Linked DNA regions of Homo sapiens: region 2 is linked to region 1. The links are chromatin contacts, found by Hi-C or POLR2A ChIA-PET in ENCODE. All regions are on one chromosome and are shown on one strand. Each heading gives the region's core, a stretch centred on a gene start or an enhancer-like site at or near the end of the contact. The rest is flanking DNA. Distances are from core to core; before and after follow the strand shown.

Region 1 (6,033 bases), core at 2,617-5,116:
TCGTTACCCTGAGGTGGGCAGGCCTGGTAGAGGGAGGAAGCAGCCAGGAGCATCTGGGCCCTGGAAGAAAGGGGGGTGTTTCTCATGGATGTCCTGAGTTGCTAGGTGCAGCGCAGGGGTCTCTGTCTCTCTGTCTGGATCTCTGACACCTCCAGGTCCCTGTCCCTCTTTTTGGGTTTCTCTCTCCCCCACCCCCTGGGTCTCTGAAATACTGAACTTCTCCTTCCCTTTCCACCCTCCTATCTTTGAGTCTCCATTCCCCCTCCTTGTGTTTCTTTGTACCCCTCTTGGGGTCCCTGTCTCTGGGTCTCTTTCTCATTCCATCCATCCAGGTGCCTGCAGGCCCTTGATTGACTAGGTTCTGGGTGGGCGGGTTCTGTCACCTGGGGCAACAACCACAATAAGCCAGCTCCTGCTTGGCTACGGAGTGGGGGTGGAACCATGGCCAGTGGCACCCTGGCTCCGGGCTGTCGTATCTCTGCAACCGAGGTACCTGGATCCAGGCCCAACTGCCATCTCACCAGCAGCTACTTTTCCCACCGCATTATCCCACCCATACCCTTCACCCCGCCCACGGTGCAGGTGAGCGGACCCTACGCTGCAGCCCTGCCGGGCCTGGAGACCCAGAAAGATAGGGGCTAAATAAAGCGGATTGGGAGCTTGGACTCCTCTCTGAAGGAGGAGGGTCCTGGAGTTCTGGGTCTGAGAGAGGAGGCACCAGGGAAGCTGAATGCCAGGGACTGCAGAGGAAAGGGCTGGGGGCCGACTGGAAGAGGTCAGAGTTTGGGGTGGGGGGTGATAGGGACTCCTGAGTCTTTCTAGCTGATGTGCGGCGCCTTCTCTCCAGTCCACGGTCGCGGACCCTCTACCCCAAGTTGCAAAGCAGGATTCTCACAACTGGGCTTTCGACGAGGTCCTCAGCAGATGGGAGACAACCTCTGGCTCGGCCTACGTGCCCAAGACCCATGGCGGGCCCTGCGCCCAGCCCAGAGCCCCAGAGCCTGCAGACCCCACGCGGACTGTGGGGATCAAGGATTTAGGAGAAAAGGTAAAGTTTGGGGAGTGCCGGAGTCCGCAGGGGACAGGGCGGGGGACTGCATTTGAGTCCCCTGCTCCTTCACGTGAGTCTCTGGGTCGCCTTTCCGCAGCTCAGACACCGCGGCTGGCGCCTCCCACTGACCACAAAGTACCAGAGCAGCGAGACGAGGGCGCAGTACACTGGCTCTCCCAGCGGGGACCCGCGCGCCCCGGAATACTTCGGGCCCCAGCCCCCACAACTCGCAGACCACCACCGCGGGGGTCCTTCCCAGGTGTCTGGGTGGAAGCCGGCGCCGGCGAGACGGGGCGGAGCTCCGGGAGCCTGGGGCGGGGCCAGAAGGAATCACGGCTTTGGGGCGTGGCTAAAGGGTCTGGGGCGGGATCGCGAGGTTAGAGGAGCCGGGGGAGGGGCTGGGCATTAGGCCAGGCCAGAAGGACCAGGGACTACAAACTCACCTTCAGGGCTCCTAAGCTGCTGCGGAGCTAGACGGCGGGCTGTGGGTGGGGAGGAGACTAGAATATTCTGAGACGGGGTCAGGTGGGAGTTGGGAGAGGTAACTTGGAGTTGCTGCCCAAGATGCAGCTCAGCTCCAGTGGCCACACCAAGACGGTTTAAGACAGAGCGGAACCAGGGAGGTTGTTTTTGGTGGCTGGGGGCTTGGGTTTGAGTTCCTTGAACAGCAGAAGGTGCTTGGATTTAGGGAGGTGAGGCTGGGAAGGGTTCGGGTATGAGAAAGGAAGCTGAAGTTCCCTGGCGTGGGTGGCAGGAAGGGCTCTAACCCTGGGGCGGGGTGTGAGGGCCGTGGCCGTCATGGCTGTCGAGGCCGAAGGAGAGGGATTCTGAACTCGGGACCCAGGGCTTGGGATGGGGTATGAAATCTATGTCTTGGGTATGCCTCCTCCCCCAATCTTGCTCAGGCTCTAATTGCCTGGACGAAGAACCCCGAGCTGTCTGGCCGGCCTTTCACAGTATCCGACCGGGGCGTCCTGGACCGCCGCCAGCTCTATCTGACCACCTCGGCGCGGGACTTTCGGTTCTATCCCAAGTAAGCCGGGCTCTCGCTCGGCACCGCCTCCTGCACAGCCCCCGCCGTGGCCGGTGCACGCCGAGCCCCTGGGCTGGCTCCCATTCCCTGAGCCGGTGGTCTCAGCCTCGACTTCTGTAGCAGCAAGAACCAAAGTTCAGGCCTCAGCCCCTCCCTTTTTTTTTTAAGCACCCAGGAGTCCTTAGTGTCACCTCTCAGGAACCGCGGTAGGGACAGGAAGCCTGCACAGCGGCTCGAGGGGATTCCGGATCTGAGGGCAGGGCCTCCTTCGGTACTTGAGCCCCCAGATACTCCTTCCCAAGGAAGCGAAAGTCCCCTTTTACTTCCCTAGGATGCGAAAGCTCAGTTTCCAGGACGTTAAGTACCTCGAGGACCCAGGAACGCAGGCAACGCGTGCCGGGTCGCGTCCTTCCTAAGGGGTGCTCGCCTGGAAATGCAGGAGTTTGAATGTGCAGACTCCTTAGATCCCGAGGTCTGAAACTCGTCCCCAAGGATCCAGCTGTATCCTCACCATCCCGCCCTGCTCCCACAGGACGGAGCTGTCCGGATACCCCCGCAAGGACTCCCTGACCTACTGGAGCTTCGAAGAGACGCCCCAGGTCTGGAGCCACGGCCCGCAGCGGCCGCCCTGTCCGCGCTCCTCCCGGCCGCCCCGACCACCGCGGGTCCGCGTGCCGCGCGTCAGCCCGGTGACCTCGGCCATGCCGCACCGGGGAGCCCTGTCTCTGGCTCAGGAGTCCTACAGCCCCCTGCTGCACCCGCTCCGGCGGCTCGACCGCTTCTGCCCGCTGGAGGCGCCCTGGGGCGGCCCGCACTGGAAGCCCCTGCGGGGCATCTACAGCGTGCCGAAAGCCTACAGTACCGAGAACTCCAGCTATGGCAGCTTGAAGCCGGCGCTGGTGTGAGCCGTCAGGGCCAGCCCCACCCCAGACCCGCCCCCAGGGCCGCGCTGCCGAGCGGAGCTCGGGACCTCCGCTCACTAGGAAGGGTTCCGGACCCAGCCTGAGTCGCACTCATTACGTCTATTGGCAACGTGGGGGCGGGACTAGCCCAGACACCCACTCAGCTGCGGCATCACGGAGAGGGGACTAAGTCCAGATAATGTCCTTGCAGGCTGTGGCCCCGGGGGCAAGACACGCACCCTGCGGGCGTATTAAATAATGAGTTAAATCACCTGAACCACACCCACTTCCGGGGACGCTCCGGGCATCCTGGCTTGAGGGTAGGGTGGGCGGAGGTCCCTAAGGGAGAGGTGGGGCTCGGGCTTAATCCCTCCTTGGGGGCATCTGGGTCAAGTGGCTTCCCTGGCAGCACAGTCACGGGGAGACCCTCTCTCACTGGGCAGAAGCTAAGTCCGAAGCAGCGCCCCTCCTGTTAGGTTGGACTGTGGTGCAGGAAAGCCTCAAGTGGAGGGTTGAGGCTTCAGTCCAGCACCTTTCTCGGGTCATGGCCTCCTCCTGGCTCCCAAGACCCCACAATTGGCAGAGGCAGGCCTTCCTACACCCTACTCCCTGTGCCTCCAGGCTCGACTAGTCCCTAGCACTCGACAACTGGGTCTCTGAGGTCACTTCACCGTGGTCTCTGCCTCACCTCTGGCGCTAGACCACTGAGGGGAGAGGGCTGGGGCGCTCTGCTGAGCCACTCCTGCGCCTCCCTGGCCATGTGCACCTCTCGCCCCCGGGGGGATTAGTGTCCAGGTTACCCCAGCATCCTATCACCTCCTGGTGGCCTTGCCGCCCCCACAACCCCGAGGTATATAGCCAGATACACGAGGCAGGGGATGCACCAAGGATGGAGATGCTCCAGGTAAGACTACAGGGCCCCTGGGCACCTTCCACCTCCTTCCAGGCCATCACTGGCATGAGAAGGGGCAGACCCGTGTGAGCTGTGGAAGGAGGCCTCTTTCTGGAGGGGCATGACCCCCAGTAAGCTTCAGGTGGGGCAGTTCCTGAGGGTGGGGATCTGAAATGTTGGGGCATCTCAGGTCCTCTGGGCTGTGGGGTGGGCTCTGAAAGGCAGGTGTCCGGGTGGTGGGTCCTGAATAGGAGATGCCGGGAAGGGTCTCTGGGTCTTTGTGGGTGGTGTACCACGCGGGATGGGAAGGCCAGGACTCGGGGCTGCGGTCTCAGACCTGGGTGAAGCAGTGTCCTTGTCCCAGGGGCTGCTGCTGTTGCTGCTGCTGAGCATGGGCGGGGCATGGGCATCCAGGGAGCCGCTTCGGCCATGGTGCCACCCCATCAATGCCATCCTGGCTGTCGAGAAGGAGGGCTGCCCAGTGTGCATCACCGTCAACACCACCATCTGTGCCGGCTACTGCCCCACCATGGTGAGCTGCCTGGGGCCAGGGGCAGATGCTGCCACCTCAGGGCCAGACCCACAGAGGCAGCGGGGGAGGAAGGGTGGTCTGCCTCTCTGGCCTGCGGTTGGGGAATGGGGTGTGGGAAGGCAGGAACAGAGGGCTTCCTGGGCTCCTGAGTCCAGGACCTGTGGGGTCAGCTTGGGAGCTCAGCTGAGGCGCTGGCCTCAGGCACATGCTCATTCCCCCACTCACACGGCCTCCAGATGCGCGTGCTGCAGGCGGTCCTGCCGCCCCTGCCTCAGGTGGTGTGCACCTACCGTGATGTGCGCTTCGAGTCCATCCGGCTCCCTGGCTGCCCGCGTGGTGTGGACCCCGTGGTCTCCTTCCCTGTGGCTCTCAGCTGTCGCTGTGGACCCTGCCGCCGCAGCACCTCTGACTGTGGGGGTCCCAAAGACCACCCCTTGACCTGTGACCACCCCCAACTCTCAGGCCTCCTCTTCCTCTAAAGACCCTCCCCGCAGCCTTCCAAGTCCATCCCGACTCCTGGAGCCCTGACACCCCGATCCTCCCACAATAAAGGCTTCTCAATCCGCACTCTGGAGGTGTCTTTCTGTGGGCTCAGGGCAACCACACATACACAGGGTGGGTGCAGCTTCCCAACCATTTTATACAGAGTCACAGTGTCAGAACTCTGGTGGAAAACAGGGTGGGGTCGGGGGATGACATCCAACTCAGGAGGTGTCCATGGTCTCGCCTTCTGTGGGGAGAAGGAAGGCCACATGGTCAGTGTCGCCCAGGTGGCAGGGCCTGAGCCTTCTACGCCGAGCTCCCTCTTCCTCCCTCTGAGGTTGGCTCTGGCAGTGCAGGTGCGGGGTGGGGATTCTTACTGAGTTCGTTGAAGAGGAAGGCGTCCTGGTACTCCTTCATGTACTGCGTGGAGCGGGACTCGTCCAGGAAGAGTGAGTAGACCCGCTTGATGTCATCCACCTGCACTTCTGTACCCTGGAGGGGGAGGGCGAGTCCTCAGTTGGGCCCCTCTCCGTGAGGCTCAAGGCACAGACCCCAGCGTATGCCACCTCCATGCTCTAGGCAGCAGAGTGTGGCATGTGAGGGGAGGGCATTCTGGGCCAGATTGCCTGGGTTCAAATCCTGCCTGGCCATCTCCTTGTTGTGGGCCCAGCCTCTTCATTCCTCAGTTTCTTTATCTGTAAGGTGGACCTAACAGCATCTACTTAAGTCAAGAGAGATTTACTGATACCTACTATAGGCCAGGCTGGATGATACAGAAGCCAACCTGAGGGATGAAAATTCCCTGCGTCTGAAAACGTACATTCTAGGATGAAATCGGAACCCTGGAAGCCCCTGAAGTACTGTGTCACTCACTGCCGCCATCTGGCCCTGCTGGCTAATTCGGCCGGCTGACCTTGCGTTTCCGGCACACCAAGCTGGCAGCTGTGATGAGCTGGATGGCGTAGCGCAGTGACGTCTCCAGCCCGATGCGGGTCAGCACCGTGTAGGCGTCCTCACTCATCTCCACATCTTCTTCCTCGCACCTGCAAGCAGTGGGGGACAGGGGTGGCTCAGCCGGGGCCCAGCCTCTGACTGCAGCAGAAGTGGCCACAGCAACCCTCTGGCCCTTCCCCACTGGGA
Region 2 (6,033 bases), core at 1-2,500, 83 kb after region 1:
GGGTGGAAGGGAGGCAAAGGAGGAGGCTCTGGCCAGGGGAAGGGGAGACGTGGTCCTGGGGGAAGAGATGACGGGGGCTGGACATTTGGGCCCTGGGAAAGAGAGATCTGGGGGAAAGCCGTTATTAAATCCCCCAATATTGAAATTATCTTCATAGTAGCTTACATCAAGGCCTTTCCAAACCTCAAGACACTCAGGTTTGTGTGGGGAAAAGAAAGAGAGATCAGATTGTTACTGTGTCTATGTAGAAAAGGAATCTGTATCATGAATAAGTTCAAGGAAAGGTGCTGTGACCGGATGTGCACGTAGGCTAGATTTATGTTTCACTTTACACAAACATCTCAGTGTAGCAAAGAGTAACAGAGCAGTATCACTGCCAGCATATCTCGCCTCCAGCCACAGGTAGGTTTTCTCCTATCTCAGAATAGAAGGAATGGGAATGGTCCGCTTTACACTGAGACAGTCCATTCCCAGGGAGAGCAGGAGACAGAAGCCTTCCTCTTATCTCAACTGCAGAGAGGCCTCCCTCTTTCACTACTCCTCCTCAGCACAGACCCTTTACTGGTGTCGGGCTAGGGGATGTAAGGTCTTCCTTTCCCACGAGGCCATATCTCAGGCTTTCTCAGTGGGGGGAAACCCTGGACAATACCCAGGCTTTCTTGGGCAGAGGTCCCTGCGGCTTTCCGCAGTGCAATGTGCCCCTGGTTAATAGAGAATGGAGAATGGCGATGACTTTTACCAAGCATACTGCCTGCAAACATATTGTTAACAAGGCACATCCTGCAAAGCCCTAAATCCATTAAACTTTGATTCAATACAGGACATGTTTCTGTGAGCACACGGTTGGGGCTAAAGTTACAGGTTAATAGCATCTCAAAGCAGAAACAATTTTTCTTAGTACAGTTCAAAATGGAGTTTCTTATGTCTTCATTTTCTACGTAGACACAGTAACAATCTGATCTTTCTTTTCCCCACAGGTTTGCAGAACAGAGATGGAGAAGGAGGTAGCAAGGAAACAGACGTTTCACTGCAATGACGACCCACTCACTAGTCCTGAACCCTAAACTCCCTCCTCCTTTAGACTCTGGAGTCCCGCCCCCCGCCTCCTCTTCCCCAGAATCCGGAGGGCGGGCAGACCTGGTGCTCAGAGCGAGGCAGCGTCTGCAGCACGGCTGTGAAGTCGCTGGAGATGAGGCCGACAGACACGATGCCCCAGCGCAGCGCCATGGTTGCGATGCGGAGCCCTCGGCACCTTCGGTCCCTCCAGGCGCGAATTAAGTACCTGACGCCCCGCCCACCCCGGGGGCGGGTCCCCATCCTCCGCCCGTATTGCGCCTACGCCGATTCTCGTTGGCTCCAGTCGGCAGAGCGGTCATTTAGTTCTAGCTTCCCCGCTGGGCGAATGCACCGTTTAGCTCCGCCTTACAGAGGGAACCACACCTTGACGTCGCTTCTACAGATCTCTTACCTATGACTTTAGGCTCGTCGGATACGCGGGGTAAGGACAGCGTGGGGAGGAGAGGTTTGCTTTCTTGCCAACACCAATCCTTGAGAGTTAGATTTAATGTCTTGCCCTCTGGACTTTGTGGCAAAACTTTGCCCTGACTTTTTTGCTCTCAAAGCCACGCATCATTAGGGGTTGTTCACAGAGAGAGAGAGGATTGTAACAGCAAACTTAATAATTATTACTAATATGTATAGAGCACCTGTAGACCAGCTCCTCAGCTCTGCGCTTTACCTTCTTCGTTCCTAATTTCTCCCCGCAGACCTGGGAAGTAGCTTCTATTGTCCCCAGTTCACAAAGGGGGAAACAGACTCCAAGATCCCTGGTCATTTTTTGGAGGTCTCACAGTCAGGAGGTAAAGACCTGTGAATTGGCTGCTTCCAGAAGCTATAGTTTTAGAAACCAGGCTGCTTTGCTTGTTAGGAGCCCCAGAGCCTGGCCGACTGGTTTCAAAACCCTCCTTGCCCCTTCTTGGCTGTATTGCTTTTGGACAAGAGGTCGCCCTCTCTGGTCCTCACTTTTCTATTCTGGAAAGCAGAGATCATGATAACATCTACCTACATAGGGTTGTGAGGAGGATTCATTGAGCTCTATGGTCTATTATGTAAAATATACTGTATTATTATAATTATTATTGATATAGGGTCTCGCTCTGTCGCCCAGGAAGGAGTGCAGTGGCACAATCATAGCTCACTGCAGCCTCAAATTCCTTAGCTCAAGGAATTAGCTCCTGCCTTAGCCACCCTAGTACCTGGGACTACAGTAGCTGGGACCCAAAGTAGCTACTGGCTACTACACCTGGCTAATTATTTTGTTTTATTTATTAATTATTTTAGAGATAGGGTCTCACTCTGTTACCTAGCTGGACTGCAGTGGCGTGATAATAGCTCACAGCAGCCTTGTACTCCTGGGCTCAAGCTATCTTCCCGCCTCAGCCTCCTGAGTAGCTGGGAGTATAGGCATGTGCCCCACTTACCGCTATTTGTTTGTTTGTTTGTTTGAGACGGAGTCTCACTCTATCCCCAGGCTGGAGTGCAGTGGTGTGATCTCAGCTCACTGCAACCTCCGCCTCCCTGGTTCAAGTGATTCTCCTGCCTCAGCCTCCTGAGTAGCTGGGACCACAGGCGCCCTCCACCATGCCCAGCTAATTTTTTTTATTTTTAGTGGAGACAGGGTTTCACCATGTTGGCCAGGATGGTCTCGATCTCCTGACCTTGCGATTTGCCTGCCTTGGCCTCCCAAAGTGCTGGGATTACAAGCATGAGCCACTGCACCCAGCCTGCTAATTTTTGTTGCTGTTGTTGTTTGTTTTTTGTTTTTGAGACGAAGTCTCGCTCTGTCATCCAGGCTGGGGTGATCATGCAGTGGCATAATCTTGGCTCACTGCAACCTCCACCTCCCAGTTTCAAGCAATTCTCCTACCTCAGCCTCCCGAGTAGCTGGGATGACAGGCGCCCACTACCACGCCCGACTAATTTTTGTATTTTTACTAGAGATGGGGTTTCACTGTGTTGGCCAGGCTGGCCTCGAATTCCTGACCTCAGGTGATCCGCCTGCCTTGGCCTCCCAAAGTGCTGAGATTACCTGCATGAGCCACCATGCCCAGCAATTTTTTGTACAGAAAAGGTCTCACTTTGTTGTCCAGGCTGGTCTCCAATTCCTGGGCTCAAGCAATCCTCCTGCCTCAGCCTCCCAAAGTGCTGGGATTATAGGTATGAGACACTGTGTCCAGTCGATTTTTAAACTTTTTATCAAGGCAGGGTCTTGCCAAGTTTCCCAGGCTGGTTGGGACATGATAATTCCTAACTGGCTGGCCAGCTTCACACAGGGCAGGATATTGTCACTTTCTCTTACTTGGTAGACAATAATTAAGACCTGAGTGTCACACATGGATTCACAGACTTCAAGTTTACACAAACTGCTGAATAGAAACACAAATGGGACCAGGCACGGTGGTTCACGCCTGTAATCCCAGTACTGTGGGAGGCCCAAATGGGAGGAATGCTTGAAGCCAGGACTTTGAGACCAGCCTGGGCAACAAAGCAAGACCCCATCTCTACCAAAAAAAAAAAGTGGGGGGAGGGGGCAGGGCATAGTGGCTCATGCCTGTAATCCTAGCACTTTGGGAGGCCGTGGTGGGCGGATCACTTAAGGTCAGGAGTTCGAAACCAGCCTGGCAAACATGGTGAAACCCCCATCTCTACTAAAAATACAAAATAATTAGCCAAGCATGGTGGCGGACGCCTGCAATCCCAGCTTCTTGGGAGGCTGAGGCAGGTAAATTGCTTGAACCTGGGAGGAGGAGGTTGCAGTGAGCCAAGATCGCACCACTGCTCTCCAGCCCGGGTGACAGAGAGAGACTCTGTCTCAAAAAAAAAAAAAAAAAAAAAAAAAGGTTTAGGGGGAGGGAAATCCACATAGGACACAATATCATTACTATGAAGAAAAAGAAAAAATCATTTAATAATAAATATCAAAAAATAATTTTGATACTCCCAGGTATTTGTCCTAGAAAGAAAAAATAACATGTTTGCACACAAACCAGTGCACAGGTGTTAGCAGCTGTACATAGCTCAAGCCCAAATGTCCTTTAAGCTGCCAGTGGATTCAACAAAATACTACTCAGCGGCCAGGCACAGTGGCTCACACCTGTAATCCCAGCACTTTGGGAGGCCAAGATGGGTGGATCACCAGGTCAGGAGATCAAGACCATCCTGGCTAACACGGTGAAACCCCATCTCTACTAAAAATACAAAAAATTAGCCAGGCGTGGTGGCGGGCACCTGTAGTCTGGAGGCTGAGGCAGGAGAGTGGCGTGAGCCTGGGAGGCAGAGGTTACAGTGAGCCGAGATCACACCACTGCACCCCAGCCTGGGCAACAGAGGAAGACCCGGTCTAAAAAAAAAAATATATATATATAATATATATATATATTTTTTTTTTGAGATGAAGGTTTGCTCTGTCACCCAGGCTGGAGTGCAGTGGTTCGATCTCAGCTCACTGCAAGCTCTGCCTCCCGGGTTCACGCCATTCTCCTGCCTCAGCCTCCCAAGTAACTGGGACTACAGGCGCCCACCACCACGCCTGGCTAATTTTTTGTATTTTTAGTAGAGACAGGGTTTCACTGTGTTAGCCAGGATGGTCTTGATCTCCTGACCTCGTGATCCGCCCTCCTCGGCCTCCCAAAGTGCTGGGATTACAGGCGTGAGCCACTGCGCCCGGCCTAAAATTATTACTTTCTTATTGCTGCACTCCAGCACCTCAGAGGAGGCAAAAAGGTAAACACTGAAAAGAAAATATGCCGGGCACGGTGGCACATGCCTGTAATCCCAGCACTTTGGGAGACTGTGGCGGGCAGATCTCTTGAGCCCAAGAGTTCGAGACCAACCTGCAAAAAATTAGCCAGGTGTGGTGGTGTGCATCTGTATTCCCAGCTACTAGGGAGGCTGAAGCGGGAGGATCGCTTGAGCTGGGAAGGTTGAGGCTGCAGTAAGCTATGATGGCACCTCTGTACTCCAGCCTGGGCAACAGAGTGAGACTCTGTCTCAAAAAAGAAAAAAGAGGGCGGGCGTAGTGGCTCACGCCTGTAATCCCAGCACTTTGGGAGGCCGAGGCGGGCGGATCACCTGAGGTCAAGAGTTTGAGACCAGCCTGGCCAACAGGGTGAAACCCCATCTCTACTAAAAATACAAAAATTAGCTGGGCGTGGTGGTGTGCACCTGTAATCCCAGCTACTTGGGAGGCTGAGGCACTGGAATCGCTTGAACCCAGGAGGCAGAGCTTGCAGTGAGCCGAGATCACGCCACTGCACTCTAGCCCGGGCAACAGAGTGAGACTCTGTTGCCCAGGAAAAAAAAGAAAAAAAAAAAAAAGAAAAAGAAAAAAGAAGAAAAAGAAAATGCTGTGGGGCGCTGCCATGTGGAAAGACATTTGGGAAAGGCTAAAAGAACCCACTGCACACTTAATGGTATATCACATGTCAGTACCCGGTCAGACTCGCCTCTGGTAACATGGAGGTAGACACTCTAGCAAGAATTAGAACACTGGGTCCCTCACAATCCTCAAGGGCTTGGAGCAACTCAGTATTGTGTATAGACTGCAGATTTCCCTTACCATATAATCTTCAAGTGGCAGGATTGATTAAAAAGAAAAATGGCCAGGCGCGGTGGCTTACGCTTGTAATCCCAGCACTTTGGGAGGCCGAGGTGGTCGGATCACGAGGACAGGAGATCAAGACCATCCTGGCTAACACAGTGAAACCCCATCTCTACTAAAAATACAAAAAATTAGCCGGGCATGGTGGCGGGCGCCTGTAGTCCCAGCTACTCAGGAGGCTGAGGCAGGAGGATGGCGTGAACCCGGGAGGCAGAGCTTGCAGTGAGCCGAGATCACGCCACTGCACTCCAGCCTGGGTGACACAGCAAGACTCTGCCTCAAAAAAAAAAAGAAAGAAAGAAAGAAAGAAAAATGGCATTTAAAAAAATTTTTTTGCAGGTTTTATTTATTTATTTATTTATTTGAGACAAAGT

Evidence for each region. Hi-C counts contacts between places; a loop is a spot of excess contacts on that map. ChIA-PET counts read pairs that join two places held with the same protein, here RNA polymerase II (POLR2A). Pooled maps may share reads with other maps.
Region 2: a pooled map shows a loop between it and region 1 (4-fold over the local background). The contact joins the promoter of DHDH here to the promoter of LHB in region 1. A Hi-C loop is called at or near these places in 2 of 50 pooled maps. POLR2A ChIA-PET finds 5 or more read pairs at or near these places in 3 of 52 experiments (CD4-positive, alpha-beta T cell, K562 and naive thymus-derived CD8-positive, alpha-beta T cell).

Annotation. Positions count from the first base shown.
Region 1 is chr19:49,014,924-49,020,956 of GRCh38, reverse strand. LHB (luteinizing hormone subunit beta) reads left to right here and starts at 3,866. Exons shown (of 3, transcript NM_000894.3): 1 at 3,866-3,890; 2 at 4,243-4,410; 3 at 4,647-4,977. The coding sequence starts at 3,876. The coding sequence ends at 4,889. It overlaps RUVBL2 (RuvB like AAA ATPase 2), which reads right to left. Exons shown (of 15, transcript NM_006666.3): 13 at 5,807-5,936; 14 at 5,271-5,385; 15 at 4,987-5,140. The coding sequence ends at 5,115. SAXO3 (stabilizer of axonemal microtubules 3) reads left to right here and starts at 408. Exons shown (of 5, transcript NM_001396011.1): 1 at 408-582; 2 at 848-1,048; 3 at 1,149-1,310; 4 at 1,957-2,084; 5 at 2,617-2,989. The coding sequence starts at 442. The coding sequence ends at 2,989. LOC124904738 (a long non-coding RNA gene) reads right to left here and starts at 864. Exons shown (of 2, transcript XR_007067288.1): 1 at 283-864; 2 at 1-60. RefSeq lists a silencer at 2,685-2,874 and enhancers at 2,118-3,041, 2,851-3,145.
Region 2 is chr19:48,928,916-48,934,948 of GRCh38, reverse strand. It overlaps DHDH (dihydrodiol dehydrogenase), which reads right to left and starts at 1,250. Exons shown (of 7, transcript NM_014475.4): 1 at 1,138-1,250. The coding sequence starts at 1,227. RefSeq lists an enhancer at 1,176-1,677.